2 separate regions of the Mus musculus genome follow, and region 2 is linked to region 1. A link is a loop called in an ENCODE intact Hi-C map of the cell type or tissue named here. Cell type or tissue: left cerebral cortex. All regions are shown on one strand. Each heading gives the region's core, and the rest is flanking DNA. Links, peaks and the distances in the headings are about the cores only.

Region 1 (7,994 bases), core at 2,995-7,994:
GCAGGAATAGAGACCCTGACTAAGACAGTAGGGCAACGAGGAAACCAAAACAGGCTGTAGCTTTCAGAAAGCTGGAAGCCAAGACTCTAAATGTCTTCACTGCAGAAATCACACCTGGGAGGAGATGTATAGGATTCCCATTCAGACCTTATACCGTGTACACAAGTGTTGGAGATATCACAGGGCAGCCCACAGATATGTATACAGGTGTGGAAGTATCACAGGGCAGCCCACAGATATGTATACAGGTGTGGAGATATCACAGGAAAGCCCACAGATATGTATACAGGTGTGGAGATATCACAGGAAAGCCCACAGATATGTATACAGGTGTGGAGATATCACAGGTTAGCCCACAGATAATTATACAGGTTGGAGATATCACAGGGTAGCCCACAGATATGTATACAGGTGTGGAGATATCACAGGAAAGCCCACAGATATGTATACAGGTTGGAACTATCACAGGATCACTTTCAAATATGAATACAGATGTGCAAATATCACAGGAAAGCCCATAAATATGGACAACTCTCTTTCATGCAACAGCTAAAAAAAGAACTTGAAAGCCTGGTATGTCTGTGCACATCTTTGATCCAGGGACTCAGGATACAGAGGCAGAACTGTGAGTTCAAGGCCAGCCTGGTCAACAAAGTAAGTCCAGGATAATCAGTGATGGCTACACCTAGAAAAACTGGCTCTAAACAAAACAAAACAAAAGATGTGTTCAGAGCAGAGAGCCTCATCAAAGAGCTTACTCTCTTCCAACAGAGCACACCAAATCCAGAGCCTCTTTGTCACTCCAGTCAGCCCATGCAAAGACACCAGCTCCTGATGTATTCACTGCAGGAAGAGAATGGTCAACCAGAGGGTGATCAGAGACCCAGGAGGTGACAGGTAGTGGTGACTCATGCCTTTAGTCGTAGCACTTGGAAGGCAGAGGTAAGCAGAACTCTCTGAGTTTGAGGCCAGCCTGGTCTACAAAGTGAGATCCAGGACAGCCAGGACACAAAGAAACCCTGTCTTGACACCCTTGGCTCCTGACCTTGGCTTCTTGCGGTCTGCTTACACCCTTGTCCTCCAGCACAGGCCTCTGGGCTTGGCTCTGGTGTTGGTTGGTTGTATTCTTACTTTGCCTACTCTTCCACCAGGGGATTGTTCTGCACGCACAGGCATGTGGGGCTTTCCTGGGCACACTCTGCTGAGCTTGCTTCCCTGGCCTGCTCCTGCCTCTCTAAAATGTTCTCTAACTGCGGTTCTGGGACTAGAAACCTAAGTGCGTGTGCATGCTTCTGCGCCACGGAGGGCTTTTGAGTAAGAGAGCAGGAGTCACTTTGTAGGGATGTAGTGCAGTTGCGACTTGGGTTCCTGGACATTTTCTGGTCCCTTGCTCCAGCCTAACAGGAGCCGAGGGTTTGGTGCAAGGTTTTCTAAAAGTTTGCAAACTGAGTATGGGGGACCTTGGAGAGAAAGCAACATTTACCATGCTCCTCAGAGATGCTAAGAAGAGTGGAGGTGCAGCCCTGGTGTGGTCTCCATAGGGACTGAAAAATGCAGAAGGACAGTGGCCCATTGGTGCCTTTACTTTATTTTGGTTTCAGCTCTGCAGCCCTGGTTGCTACCGGTGGGATTATTGGCTATGCGAAAGCAGGTAGTGTGCCATCCCTGGCTGCTGGACTCTCTTCTTTGGGGGCCTAGCAGGCCTGGGTGCCTACCAGCTGTCTCAGGATCCCAGGAATGTGTGGGTTTTCCTAGCTACATCTGGGACCTTGGCCGGCATTATGGGGATGAGAGTCTACAACTCTGGGAAATTTATGCCTGCAGGGTTAATCGCAGAAACCAGTTTGCTGATGGTTGCCAAAGCTGGAATTAGTCTGTTGAGTTCACCTCATCCATAACAGCCCTAACCCCATGTGGGCTCGTGAAGACTTGAAGCTCTCCAGACCTCCACATTGCAATGTTGAAGAGATAAGTGCAGCATATTTACATAGTCGGACATTTTTCAAAGACCCATCCTGAGCACACAGAGGCAAACATGTGCTGTTGCTGTGGTGGCCATTCAGAGCTGGCAAGCATCCGACCTCAGCTAAGGATGCCTTCAGTCAGCTTCATTCTGGAGTTATGATGCCTTGCCTTTCTGTACTCATAGATAAAGGGGTAAAATGTTGACTGTCAACACGGGGGCAGAGCTTTCTGTCCTGCCCAGAAGTGTGTGAAATCTCTTGGAGACATTGGTGATGTGGGATCTTTTGCACAGGTCTGCTATGAAATTATGTTACAGTGACATTATCAGTGAAAATAAAGTTTTATATTAAGAAAAGAAAAGAAAGGAAAAGAAAAGAAAAGAAGAGAAAAGAAAAGAAAAACCCTGTCTTAAATATTTAGACAAGACAGACACACAGACAGACAAGAAACCGGCAGGTGTCGGAGGCTCAGTGCAGAGAGGGGACCATCTTGGGTCCAGTGCCTTCCTTCCTACAAGTTCTCAAATTCACTGAGGCTCTTGGTGACTCACAGAGGCTGCACTTGCCTCCTAGGGTTGCGACACACTGAGCAAAGCATGGGGAGGCAGCTGGCATGGCATGTCCCGGCACTAGACACTTAGACCTGCAGGCCCCAGATTCGGATCCCTAGAGGAAGACTCTGTTTTAGTGATCCACCATGAAGCCATGGAGGAAAGATAAACTGGGTGCATGTGCTCTGGAGAGAATGAGATCCGCAAGCAAACAGAAGCACCAGCAGGTGGCGCTGTGAGCTCTGAGTTTGTGAACTCACTAGGAGGTGAGCTTGGTGCAGCCCTGGCAGGCCAACCAGCCACCCTGAAATGGAGATATTTGATGCAGTCAGAGCAGCCCACAGAGCTCTGAGGTTGAATTGGACAGAGACAAGCTTTGTCTCAAATGCTCTGGAGTTCTGTGCCTTCTCAGTGCAGCGATAACCCACCATAAAGGCAGCAGAGAGTAATCAGATAGAGCCATCAAAGTCACTGGCATCCTGCTCTTCCTCTCTCTTGAGGACTTATAACTCAGTCTCCCAGGGTGTTTGGGCAGATACCACCTGCATCTGATGCCTCAACTGCCACCTTACATACCAGATGCAGGAGCTGTCAAGGCAGTTACTCAAGGCCCTGAGAACCACACCTGCTGATGGGCTTCAGGTTGCCCTACATCTTCTGAACCAGCACCTCCTGGCCAGAGAGGACCAAGACCACTTAGCACTGCCAGCTACAAGAAGGACTTCAAAACAGCCACAAGTACAGTCTAGAGGACCTGAGGGTCTCCTACTGCCTGGTTTGCATAACCAGAGGACACTTCTCCCAGTTCCTTGGATTCAGTTTGCTGTAGACCTCGGTTACCTCGGTCTGTTCATCTGGTCAGAACCTGTACTAGCTCACCCTTGCTGGCTCTCAAGCCCTGGGTCCCTGCAATTTCACCAAGTGAAAAGAGATATGCCCAAGCCTCCCTGCCAGCACTGCAGACACATTTTGCTCCTACACAGATTCAAGAAAGCCTCCAGCCTGCAAATGTCCATGAACAGTCCACCTTGTGCTTTTGAGGTCTGCAGGATGCCTCGGTCTCACCAGGGTACCCAGCTGCAGGAGCTGGCTCTGCATACCCAGGAGCCCAGGAGTTTCTGATACCTGTAGCTGTCCCAGAAGAGGAAAAGAACTCAGAAGCTGACATCAAAGTTGAAAGCAGAGAGGACTTGCCCTCCTCTTCATCCTGGCTGTCCTCTGGGTGCCTCTGCTCATCTGACTCCCAGCTCTCGATGACCCCAGTTTCCAGGGTGAAGCCACAGCTTACTCTGGAGGCTGTGGACCATACTGCTGCCCTGAGCTACCTGGAGGCCTGGGAGTGAATGGTGCCCTGTTAGTGTGACTACAGTGACTTCCTGCTTGGCAGGTCTGCTGATTGTACAAATAAGGGCTGGTGTGGGAGCACGGTTATAGCCATTTCCCACCTTTGCAGACAGTCAGGGAAAGAAGCAGACAGTGCCTGAGACCTTAGTCACCTGAGCCCTGACCTTCATGTGGGTCAACACTGCTGCTTCCTGCACTTGTCAGGAATGCCACCCCACATTGCCTGGGTGTGCATCCCAACTCCCCAGGAGATGTCTCAATGCTCTCCTTAGCATTTCAAAGCAGTACTCTGAGGTCTGAGGTCTTGAGTGTGCATAGAAATCTGTGCAGTGAGTCAGAAACCAGAATCTAAAGGAGGGAGTTGACTCCAGATGTGGATATGGGTTCTGAGGGAGAATCCCAGACAGGCTGGCCTCAGACATCTATGCATTGATGGGAAGCACAGGGATGCCTGGAGAGGGTCAGAGAGTTTTCTGAGTGCATTGGAGGCAATAGACAAATCCATCCAGGAAAAGGAGAATCAAACTGAGCAGCAGCTGAAGCCATTATCTGACCTAGGATGGAGAGCCCAGAGGGGGAAAGAAAAAGCCATGTTCACAGACTCAAAGACAAAAGGAAGCAGGAAGGCTAGAAAAGGAGAGCAACTGGCTATGTTGATAGCGTGTGTGTGTGTGTGTGTGTGTGTGTGTGTGTGTGTGTGTGTGCTTGTGTTTTGATATGTGTGAGTGTGTGTTTGTTATTGTATGAGTGTGTGAGTTTGTATATGAGTGTGTATGTGAGTGAGTGTATGAATGTGTGTGTGAGTTTGTGTGTGTGAGAGAGTTTGTGTTTGTGATTGTGTGAGTGTGTGTGAATGTACGTCAGTTGGTGTTTGTGATTATGTGTGTGAAAGTATGTGAGTACGGGTTAGTGATCATGTAAGTTTGTGTGTGAGTGTGTTTGTGAGTGAGTGTGTGTGTGAGTGTGTGTGTTGTGTGTGTGAATGTTCTTGAGTGAGTTGTGAATGTGTTTGTGAATGTGTGTATGTGAGTGTGTGTATGTAAATGTGTATAAATGTGTGTGAGTGTGTGTGTATTTGTGAATATGTGTGTGTGTGAATGTGTGTCTGTGCCTGTGCTTGTATGAATGTCCATGCACTTATATAAGAAGAAGAAGACTGTTAGAGTTCTGGATGAATGGCCTTTAGTGTTAAAAGACCTCAGAAGAAATATTGGAGTATTTGGCTATTCTGGGGAACTTAGAGATCAGGACAATGATGAAAACATCTTCCCATTTCTCAGAAGACAATGCAGGCATGGGATGCACACAGTAACAAGGCCCCTGAGAGGTTGAAGAGAAGTTATGCTAACAAGGGAGGATGATGCAGCATGAAGGAAATATGAAGAAGCTGACAGTCTGGTGCTGCTGAGCAAGACTGTCATTTCCCCAGTGCAGGTGGAACCTGACGGGAGACTTTTAGGACCCTCTGTAGAACTAGCACAAGGCAGTTTGGACCTGTATTTTGTTGTTGTTGTTGTTTGTTTGTTTGTTTATGTATTTAGAACACAGATTCCTGAGCAGTCTGGCTTGGCAGTGTGAGCTAACCCTAAACCACTACAGGTGAACACAGACTCCTAGTCTCTGCTTGTGGGAAAAAGTGTGGTGCTTGCTGGTCAAAGCCTCCTGCTTTTTTTTTTTTTTAAACATATTTTTTCAATTAGATATTTTCTTCCTTTACATTTCAAATGCTATCCCAAAAGTCCCCTCTACCCTCCCCTCGCCCTGCTCCCCTACCCACTCACTCCCACTTCTTGGCCCTGGCTTTCCCCTGTACTGGGGCATATAAATTTTGCTAGACCAAGGGGCCTCTCTTCCCAATGATGGCTGACTAGGCCATCTTCTGCTACATATGCAGCTAGAGACATGAGTTCTGGGGGTACTGATTAGTTCATATTGTTCCACCTATAGGGTTGCAGACCCCTTCAGCTCTTGGGTACTTTCTCTAGCTCCTACATTGGGGGGCCTGTATTCCATCCTATAAATGACTGTGAGCATCCACTTCTGTATTTGCCAGGCACAGGCAAAGCCTCCTGCTTTAAAGAAAACATCTCTCCACTGCATTCCAGACCACCTGACACCCATCACAGTGGGGCCAGGTATGGAGGTAGGAGGGAGAAAAACAACTGCTCTAACCCTGAAGGTTTCCACTCTGATTACCACCTGACATTCTGGGCAGGGCTCAGATAGAGGATGCTATCTATACACAGGGTTCAGTGCAGAAGAAGGAGTCAGGACAAAGTTCCAAGTCCCGGAAGTGGCTGTCAGGGTCTGAGGCCTGAAGGCGGGGGATTAGGTTGGGCTGTACAGAACTATAGTTTCACTTTTTGCTCTCTGTACCATTGTCAGATTGTTTTCAAAGGCCTTGCACTCCTGTTGAGAGCAGGTACTTAGAAGATGCAATAAAACTCTCTGAGATTGCAAGTTACAAAGTCCAGGACTTTATACAACTTCAGATTTCCCTAACATGAGGATGGGGACCATGGTGCCTGGCACCCTCCTGATCCTCCTGGCTGCCTCACAAGGCCAGACCCAGACCTGCCCAGGTGAGTGCTGGATGAGGAGGGAAACAGCCTTTTAGGGGAGGGGCGGAGGTCCACCCTCCACCAGACCCTCCACCACTTCTCCACTCAAGGCCCTAGACCTGAGTCCTTCTACTTCCCTGACCTGCGCACCTGGCCGGGTTCTGGGAGAAGGTCACAGTCTCACCACATGCTGCCCCCAGGCTCACACTCGCTGAGGTACTTCTACACCGCCTTGTCCCGACCTGCAATCAGCGAACCGTGGTACATAGCTGTGGGCTACCTGGATGACACTCAGTTCGTGCGCTTCAACAGCTCAGGGGAGACTGCGACATATAAGCTAAGTGCGCCATGGGTGGAGCAAGAGGGGCCCGAGTATTGGGCGAGAGAGACAGAGATCGTCACAAGCAATGCACAGTTTTTCCGCGAGAATCTGCAGACTATGCTGGACTACTACAACCTGAGTCAAAATGGTGAGGAACCCCCCAAATCTAAGAGTCTGTCCCCACTCCTCTCCCTCTTATGCAAGCCACCTAATCATGGGGTGCAAAAGGGACCGGTTTCCCTTTCAGTTTGGAGAATTCCTAGGGTGGGCGGGCCTGACTAGGAGAGGGGGGCCAGGCTCTCACACCATCCAGGTGATGTATGGCTGTGAGGTGGAGTTCTTCGGGAGCCTCTTCCGCGCTTATGAGCAGCATGGCTATGATGGCCGCGATTACATTGCCCTCAATGAAGATCTGAAAACGTGGACAGCAGCAGACACGGCAGCAGAGATCACCAGAAGCAAGTGGGAGCAGGCTGGTTATACAGAGCTCCGTAGGACCTACTTGGAGGGCCCATGCAAGGATTCCCTGCTCAGATACCTGGAGAACAGAAAAAAGACACAGGAGTGCACAGGTGCGTGGCTGCAGACAACTCCATCTCCCTTTGCCTCTGTACTGGGTTCAGTCCAGAGAGAGCAGAAACTCACTAGGTGGGAAAACTCCCATCTCTTTTTCTTTTTTCTTTTTGTATTTTTGTTTGCTTGTTTGGTTGGTTTTTTTGTTTTTTAATTTTAAAAGGTGACAACAGAAAAATAACGTATGAAAATTACACAAACCAATGGCTATACACAGCTCAGTGAGCTTGTAAACAGTTAGAATCGCCACTTTGGACCAGTAGAGAACATGAATTTTACATATTTTCCATTAAATATACTCATGGCTATCCAACATCGACCCCAGGGGTGCAGGGCAGGGAGAGAGAGACAGAGACAGAGACTCACAGACACAGAGAGACAGAGGCAGAGGCAGAAAGAGATGGAGAGACAGAAACAGAGAATCAGTGGCAGAATTAGAAGTAGCTATCAATTATTCCCTGCCATTATCCATCGTGTACTTTACCTACATTTAGTCCTTGCTCATCTCCAAATATTAGCCTTTCCTGATTTCATTATGTCATGTTGCAAGTAACAACAGGTACATTTCTTAACAAGTATACGTTTTTTTGTTTCTTTTGTTTGTTCTTTTGTTTGTTTGTTTTGCTAAATTACCTCTATGAGCAAAAAAGACTGCAGTTTTACTTCCTGTTGTTGTTCT
Region 2 (8,197 bases), core at 1,098-6,097, 130 kb after region 1:
GGAGAAATTATGAATACTCACTCACAGGAGAATCAATTATGTTCAAAGAAATTGTATAAAATCAGCAGTAAGCAGCCTGCTCATTCTGACAATGTTAAACATATTTAAAGAAATGGAAATCGGCCGTTTGTGAGGGCTTAGCTTTTACAGACACTGTAACTGTGTGTGCTGTGTTTCAAGCTTGAGACTGGAGTTGGCACCAAGTCTGGGTCTCCTTCAGAACTGTGAGCTTTTGAATTTTTCAGCACTGTCTCCTCACAGCTCATCTGCTTGGGCTTTGTGTAAGTGTTTCTGACTAGATGGAAAGGGGTTCCAGGGATGCAGAAGGCCAGGAGCCACACAACTCTGGGGTGGGACCATGTCCCAGTAGAAGGGCTTCCTCAGACCGGGGAGCCCAGGAACCTCACAGCTGTGAGAGGAAGCCTCCTCAGCAGAGGCACTGCAGCTCCAGGTCAGCACAGCTGAGCTCAGGAGACCCTCAGCTCCACGTCTGCTTCCTCTATAGTTTGCTTCTTCTCTTCTTCTATCTTCTGATGAGAGAGTCACAGATGGCAGAAAAATCTCATACAGGAGATTTATTGAAGGGAAAAATCCAGGAGGAAGAGGGACAAATCCTGGCATGGCTGCCCTCTCTGCTCCTGGGGTCACACAACAGGGGATTAGGCAGTGCTTATATAGGATTTCAGATGGGGGGGAGCTTCTCAGGACTGAAATTTCCAGAGTAATGATTGGTGAACTTTCAAATTTTCATTTTGTGGGTCTTCAGAAACTGTTCCCCCCCTTTCTGAGAAGGTCAGGGGTTGGTGGTTTTGTGTTTTTTCTTTGTTTGTTTGTTTTGTTTTGTTTTGTTTTTTGTGTTTTGTGTTTTGTGTTTTTTAACCCCTTCTCCCTCCTATGGGCCCCTGGGATGGGGTGGGAAGTGCTTCATGGCTGCAGTTGCCTCCGAAGAACTCTAAATCTGTGCAGATGCTGGGGCTTGGGGGAAGACAAGAAGACACTGTGGACAGACAGCTCCTGCAGTGTTTCACCACGGCTGTAAGCTAAGGCAGAAGAGAAGATGTCACCACTATGGACAGCTAGCTCCTCAAAGGGCAGTTGACTAAGACAGGAAAGGTGCTGCCACAGTGGACAGCTCCTGAGGGGATGCTCCTGTGGGGCTGGAAAGTGGACCCATGGGTGACAGCTCCCTAAACTCCTGTGATGGCTGCAGGCTGGGGAGACATGGAGCTGTCTCCATTTGAGTGGAGAAACCACTCTGGATGGCTCCAATGAGTCAAGGATAGAAGCTGACCTTTACAGAGGGCTCTGTACAGCCTGTGCAGCCCAGACCACTGCAACAGGGCTCAGGGAAGCTGCCATTTAAGGTCTGCAGAAGGCAAGCAGCAGCCATACTTCCTCTCTCCTTCCTGCTTCCCTCCCTCCCTCTCTCACTCTCACTACATCTCTTTCTCCCTCTCTCCTGTTCTCCTGCCCTCCTGCAGTCTTTCCCTCTGTAGTTGGTGATTCTGGAGAATCCGACTAATGAGTCCAGAACAGCCTCAGGAGAGACCCAGGCAAGTGAGGGATGACTTGTGGGAACACCAAACTGGGAACCTGACTCTAATGCACACAGTATACAAACGATTTTCTTTCAGTATTTTTGTTTTGTTTTGTTTTGTTTTGTTTTGTTTTTCGAGACAGGGTTTCTCTGTGTAGCCCTGGCTGTTCTGGAACTCACTTTGTAGACCAGGCTGGCCTTGAACACAGAAATCTGCCTGCCTCTGTCTCCCAAGTGCTGGGATTAAAGGCATGTGCCATCACCGCCCTGCTTCTTTCAGTTTCAAGGTTGAGGCTACATAGTAGTTCCCAGGCTGCCAGAGTCTCAGATAGGGAAACTGAGCTGGCCAGCTTCACTTGTCCAGTACACAATCTCTGCCAGGTCCTTGTCCAGGGACAAGTTGACAGTCCATGAGGTGGACAGATTCTAGAGAACCAACCAGCATGGCTAAGGTCTCTGGGTCCTTGGTCACAAAGCCTCACAGACTCACACCTGCTCATAGCTCTACTGGGGCAGAAGGCACCAGGCAGACAGGCTACTCCTGCTACTGGAGGCTGCCCTGTCCCCTACCCAGACCCTTGGGGGTGAGTGTGTGGTCAGAAGGGAAGCAGCCTCTGTGGGGAGGGGCAGAGTGGCAGCAGGGAAGCCTTGTTGTCCCAAACCCTCAGCCCCTTCTCCACCTGTGTCCTGAGTCTTGGTGCCCAGATTCCTCTCTCATTCATGCACTGGCCAGGGATCCCTGGGGCAGTGTGGGGGTCTCACTGCCCATCACCAGGCTCACAATCTCTGCAGTGTTCTTGAGGAGCCATGGTTCATCTCTGCTGGCTCTGTGGATGAAACACAGTTGGTGTGCTTCAACGGCGACACAAATATAGACAACTCTCTTTCATGCAACAATTAAAAAACACCTGAAAGCCTGCTTTGGAAGTGTACAGCTTTGATCCCCCAAATTCAGGAAACAGGTGCAGATTTGTGAGTTCAAGGCCAGGCTGGACTAAACAGGGAGGCCAGAATAACCAATGATGGCTACACTGAAAAAAACGTCTGGGAGAAAAAAATCAAAATACAAAACAAAAAAATGTGCTGCAAGCCGGGAGCCTCATCAAAGAGCTTACTGTCTTCCAACAGAGCTCACCAAATCAGAGCCTCCTTGGCACTCCAGTCAGCCCATGCAAAGACACCAGCTCCTGATGTATTCACTGCAGGATGAGAATGGTCAGCCAGAGGGAGATCAGAAACCCAGGAGGTGACAGGAAGTCATAACTCATGCCTTTAGTCCTGGAACTTAGAAGGCAGAGGCAAGTAGAACTCTCTGAGTTTAGGGCCAGCATGGTCTACAGAGTGAGACGCAGGACAGCCAAGACTGTTACACAAAGAAAACCTGTCTCAAGTATTACAGACAGGCAGACACAGCCCCGGGAGGTGTAGGAAACTCAGTACAGAGAGGGAACCATCTTGGGTCCAGTGCCTTCCTACAAGTCCTCAAATTCACTGAGGCTCTTGGTGACTCACAGAGGCTACACTTGCCTCCTAGGGTTGTGACACACTGAGTAAAGCATGGGGAGGCAGCTGGCATAGCATGCCCCGGCACTAGACACTTAGACCTGCAGGCCCCAAATTTGGGGCCCTGGAAGAAGACACTGTTTTAGTGATCCACCATAAAGCCATGGAGGAAAGAAAAACTGGGTGCATGTGCTCTGGAGAGAATAAGATCTGCAAGCAAACAGAAACACCAGTAGGTGGCGCTGTGAGCTCTGAGTTTGTGAACTAACTAGAAGCTGAGCTTAGTGCAGCCCTGGCAGGCCAACCAGCCACCCTGGCTTGGAGATATTTGATGCACTCAGAGCTGTCCACAGAGCTCTGAGGTTGTAATGGAGAGAGAAGCTTTGCCTCAATTTCACTGTTTGGAGTTCTGAGCCTTCTTAATGCAGCAATCACCCACCATGCAGGCAGCAGAGCAGTCACCGGATAGAGCCATCAAAGTCACTGGCATCCTGCTCTTCCTCACTCTTGAGGATTTTATATTCAGTCTCCCAGGGTGTTTGGGCAGATACCACCTGCATCTGATGCCTCAACTGCCACCTTACATACCAGATGCAGGAGCTGTCAAGGCAGTTACACAAGGCCCTGAGAACCACACCTGCTGATGGGCTTCAGATTGGCCTACATCTTCTGAACCAGCACCTCATGGCCAGAGAGGACCAAGACCACTTAGCACTGCCAGCTAGAGGAAGGACTTCAAAACAGCCACAAGTACAGTCTAGAGGACCTGAGGGTCTCCTACTGCCTGGTTTGCAAAACCAGAGGACACTTCTCCCAGTTCCTTGGATTCAGTTTGCTGTAGACCTCGGTTACCTTGGTCCGTTCATCTGGTCAGAACCTGTACTAGCTCACCCTCGCTGGCTCTCAAGCCCTGGGTCCCTGCACTTTCACCAAGTGAGAAGAGACATGCCCAAACCTCCCTGCCAGCACTGCAGACACATTTTGCTCCTACACAGATTCAAGAAAGCCTCCAGCCTGCAAATGTCCATGAACAGTCCACCTTTTGCTAGTGAGGTCTGCAGTGTGCCTGGGTCTCACCAGGATACCCAGCTGCAGGAGCTGGCTCTGCATACCCAGGAGCCCAGGAGGTTCTGATACCTGTAGCTGTCGCAGAAGAGGATAAGCTTCAGAAGCTGAGGTTAAATTTGACAGCAGAGAGGACCTGCCCTCCTCTTCCTCCTGCCTGCTCGCTGAGTGCCTCTGCTCATCTGATTCCCAGCTCTCAATGACCCCAGTTGCCTCGGTGAAGCCACAGCTTACTCTGGAGGCTGTGTCCCATACTGCTGCCCTGCACTGCCTGCAGACCTTGAAGTGAAAGGTGCCCTGTTGGTGTGACCACAGTGACTTTCTGCTCAGCAGGTCGGCTGATTGTACAAATAAGGGCTGAGTGAGAGCAATGTTATAGCCATCTCCCTTTGCAGACAGTCAGGGAAAGAAGCAGACAGTGCCTGAGACCTTAGTCACCTGAGCCCTGACCTTCATGTGGGTCAACACATGAAGTGCTTCCTGCACTTGTCAGGAATGCCACCCCACATTGCCTGGGTGAGCATCCTAACTCCCCAGGAAATGTCTCAATGCTCTCCTTAGCATTTCAAAACAGTACTCTGAGGTCTGAGGTCTTGAGTGTGCATAGGAATCTGTGCAGTGAGCCAGAGGCCAGAAACTAAAGGAGGGAGTTGACTCCAGATGTGGACATGGGTTCTGAGGGAGAATCCCAGACAGGCTGGACTCAGACATCTGTGCATTGATGGGAAACACAGGGTTGCCTGGAGAGGGACAGAGAGTTTCTGAGTGCATTGGAGGCGACAGACAAATCCGTCCATCATTGTGTGTACTATGACTATGTATGAATGTTTTTGTGTGAGTGTGTGTGTGCCCATGCTTGTATGAATGTCCATGTACTTATATAAGTATGAGAAGACTAAGAGAGTTGGAGATGAATGGCTTTTGTGTTAAGAGACCTCAGAAGGAAATACTGGAGTAGTTGGCTATTCTGGGCAACTTACAGATCAGGACAAAGATGAAAACATCTTCCCATTTCTCAGAAGACAATGCAGGCATGGGATGCACACAGTAACAAGGCCCCTGAGAGGTTGAAGAGAAGTCATGCTAACAAGCGAGGATGATGCAGCATGAAGGAAATATGAAGAAGCTGACAGTCTGATGTTGCTGTGCAAGACTTATTTCCCCAGTGCAGGTGGAACCTGACAGGAGACTTTTAGGATCTGCTGTGGATCTAGCACAAGGCAGTTTGGACCTGTTTATTTATGTATTTAGAACACAGATTCCTGAGCAGCCTGGCTTGGCAGTGTGACCTAATGCTAACCCTAAGCCACTACAGGTGAACACAGACCACTGGTCTCTGTGTGAAACTGTGTGGTGCTTGCAGGTCAGAGCCTCCTGCTTTCAAGAAAACATCTCTCCACTGCATTCCAGAGCACCTGACACCCATCACATTGGGGTCAGGTGTGGAGGTAGGAGGGAGCAAAACAACTGCTCTTACCCTGAAGGTTTCCACTCTGATTGCCACCTGACATTCTGGGCAGGGCTCAGATAGAAGATGCTATCTATACACAAGGTTCAGTGCAGAAGGGGGAGTCAGGACAAAGTCCCAAGTCCTCAGAAGTGGCTTTATAAGTAGAGGGCTGAGGAGGGCGGGGCTGAGAGCTGGGCTGAGGGCAGGGCTTGAGTTGGTTTCACATCTTGTTCTTGCTGTCATTGGCAGTTTTCCTGCCTGGGAATAGTTTTTTGCAGCAGCACCTCCCATGCCCATTGAGAGGAGGTCCCTAGAAAAGGAAAAGTAGCTGTGATTGCAAGTTACCAAGTCCAGGATTTATATCACTGTACTGAGCTCTCTCTATCCCAGGATGGGGACCCTTACGAGTTGCCCTCTACTTCTCCTGCTTCTGGCGACCGCCCTGGCCCCGACCCAAGCGGGCAAGAGTGAGTGGGGGTCGCGAGGGAAAGGGCCTTTGTGGGGAGGTTCTTGGTGGCACTTGGGAAGCGAGTTGTCCTGTCTCCGCCTTTTCTCAGAGCCCCAGGCCTGCTCATCTCCAGGTCTGCGCACCCTCCCAGGGTCCCAAGAGGAGGTCGGGGTCTCATGTCGCTCCTCCCCTAGGCTCACACTCGCTGCGGTATTTCGCCACTGCCATATCCAGGCCAGGCTTCGGGGAGCCTCGGTTCACCGCCGTGGGTTACGTGGACGACACACAGTTCATGCGCTTCGACAGCGACTCTGAGAATCCCAGGGCCGAGCCATGCAAGCCATGGGTGGAACAGATGGAGCCCGAATATTGGGAGCAGGAGACGCGGAAATTCAAGGAGCACACCCAGAATTTCCGAACTTGCCTTTACAACCTACTCCACCTGTATAACCAGAGTCAGGACGGTAAGTGACCCCCACCCCCCCGAGTGTCAGAGGTCATGTCCCCTCACGAACTCACTGAAGGGATATGGGACCCGCTGTGGGTGCCTGAGTTTTGCTTTAGGTTTGAGGACTGTGCCTGAACATGGGCGGGACTGTGTCCATGCCCGGGCCAGGTCCCCACACAATCCAGGATATGCACGGATGCTACGTGGGACCAGATGGTCAGTTCCTACACGGGCACTATCAACATGCCTATGATGGCCACGATTACATCACCCTGAACGAGGACCTGAGCTCCTGGACCGCAGCAGATGCAGTGGCTCAGATCACTCAACACAAATGGGAGGAGGCTGGAGTGGCAGAGGAATACAAGGCCTACCTAGAGGGCACATGCGTGGAGACACTCCACAGATTGTTGGAGGAAGCTCAGCAACACTCAGGTAAGTGATGTAGTTTGAGGAACAACCCTCTCTCAGCTCCCTTGTTCTCTGATTGGGGGAGAAAAAGAATGCAGCTAGAATACTGCCTTTGTCTGCCTCAGGATAGAGAGAAGGCTTCTAGTTTTCTTGACCCAGTATCCAAGAGGGGGAGAGGGGCTCTCCTCAATATTTCCCTTCTCTCAGGATAGTTCAGAGTCTGTTTCAGGATGGAAACAGAGAAGATCTCTGGAATAGCCAACAGTAGCCCCCTGCAGTCTGCAGGCCTTTGGAGCAGCGGCTTCTCTGAGGCCCTGCTCTCTGCACACACTGGGGTCATTGGGATCTGACTCTGGTGACACCAAATGTCTCAGACCCACCCAGTCTGGAACAGGAGTCTCTTTCTCAATAGGTGGTGAGAGTCCTGGAGTACCTAGGCCCTTTCACACAAATCCTAGGAATTCCCAAAGAACAGATTATCTGGATGGCTGCTGAGGGGTTTTGAACCCTCTCAGCACCCAGCTTTCCTACACCTCCATGGGATTGATCACCCAAGCACCTGCAGTTTCCAGGAAGAATGAAAAAAGTGTGAACATTCCAACTCTTCTCTTCAGACCCCCCAAATACACATGTGACCCGTCACCCCAGACCTGAAGGTGATGTCACCCTGAGGTGCTGGGCCCTGGGCTTCTACCCTGCTGACATCACCCTGACCTGGCAGTTGAATGGGGAGGAGCTGACCCAGGACATGGAGCTTGTGGAGACCAGGCCTGCAGGGGATGGAACCTTCCAGAAGTGGGCAGCTGTGGTGGTGCCTCTTGGGAAGGAGCAGAATTACACATGCCATGTGCACCATGAGGGGCTGCCTGAGCCACTCACCCTGAGATGGGGTAAGGAGGTTATGAGTGCATATCTGGGGTCAGGGAAAGCTGGAGCTTTCTGAAGATCCTGAGCTGGTCTGGGCTGAGAGCTGAGGTCCTGACCCTCACCTTCATATCCTTCCCAGAGCCTCTTCCATCCACCGACTCTAACATGGTAATCATTGCTGCTCTGGTTGTCTTTGGAGCTGTGATCATCATTGGAGCTGTGGTGGCTTTTATGATGAAGAGGAGAAACACAGGTAGGAAAGGGCAGAGTCTGTGTTTCCTCTCAGGCCCTTTTAGAAGTGTGCTCTGCTCATCAATGGGAAACACAGCCGCACCAATCATTGCTACTGTCTTTAACCTGCGTCTGTATCCATTCTGTAAATTTCCTAGAGTTAGACTCTTCCTTCTTTTCTCACAGCTTTTCTTTTCACAGGTGGAAAAGGAGGGGTCTATTGTTGGGAGCCGCGCC

Evidence for each region. Hi-C counts contacts between places; a loop is a spot of excess contacts. Peaks named below come from ENCODE experiments on the same cell type or tissue, not always from the same donor. Only the 100,000 strongest peaks of a DNase experiment are listed, where the experiment ranks them.
Region 2: it touches region 1 in a loop (10-fold over the local background); 22 of 42 quality-filtered maps call a loop at or near these places.

Annotation. Positions count from the first base shown.
Region 1 is chr17:36,188,497-36,196,490 of GRCm38, reverse strand. H2-T3 (histocompatibility 2, T region locus 3) reads left to right here and starts at 6,340. Exons shown (of 6, transcript NM_008208.4): 1 at 6,340-6,441; 2 at 6,621-6,890; 3 at 7,039-7,314. The coding sequence starts at 6,363. It also overlaps the pseudogene Gm4246. In left cerebral cortex, for the core only: no CTCF peak of the experiment used is centred there; no DNase peak of the experiment used is centred there.
Region 2 is chr17:36,056,111-36,064,307 of GRCm38, reverse strand. Gm6034 (predicted gene 6034) reads right to left here. Exons shown (of 3, transcript NM_001034909.3): 2 at 7,852-7,955; 3 at 5,663-6,934. The coding sequence ends at 6,773. Gm11127 (predicted gene 11127) reads left to right here and starts at 5,937. Exons shown (of 6, transcript NM_001199967.1): 1 at 5,937-6,022; 2 at 6,198-6,467; 3 at 6,620-6,886; 4 at 7,477-7,752; 5 at 7,869-7,982; 6 at 8,162-8,197. The coding sequence starts at 5,947. It also overlaps the pseudogene Gm20950. In left cerebral cortex, for the core only: a CTCF peak has its summit at 3,272 (motif pointing right); a DNase peak (open chromatin) is centred at 3,284.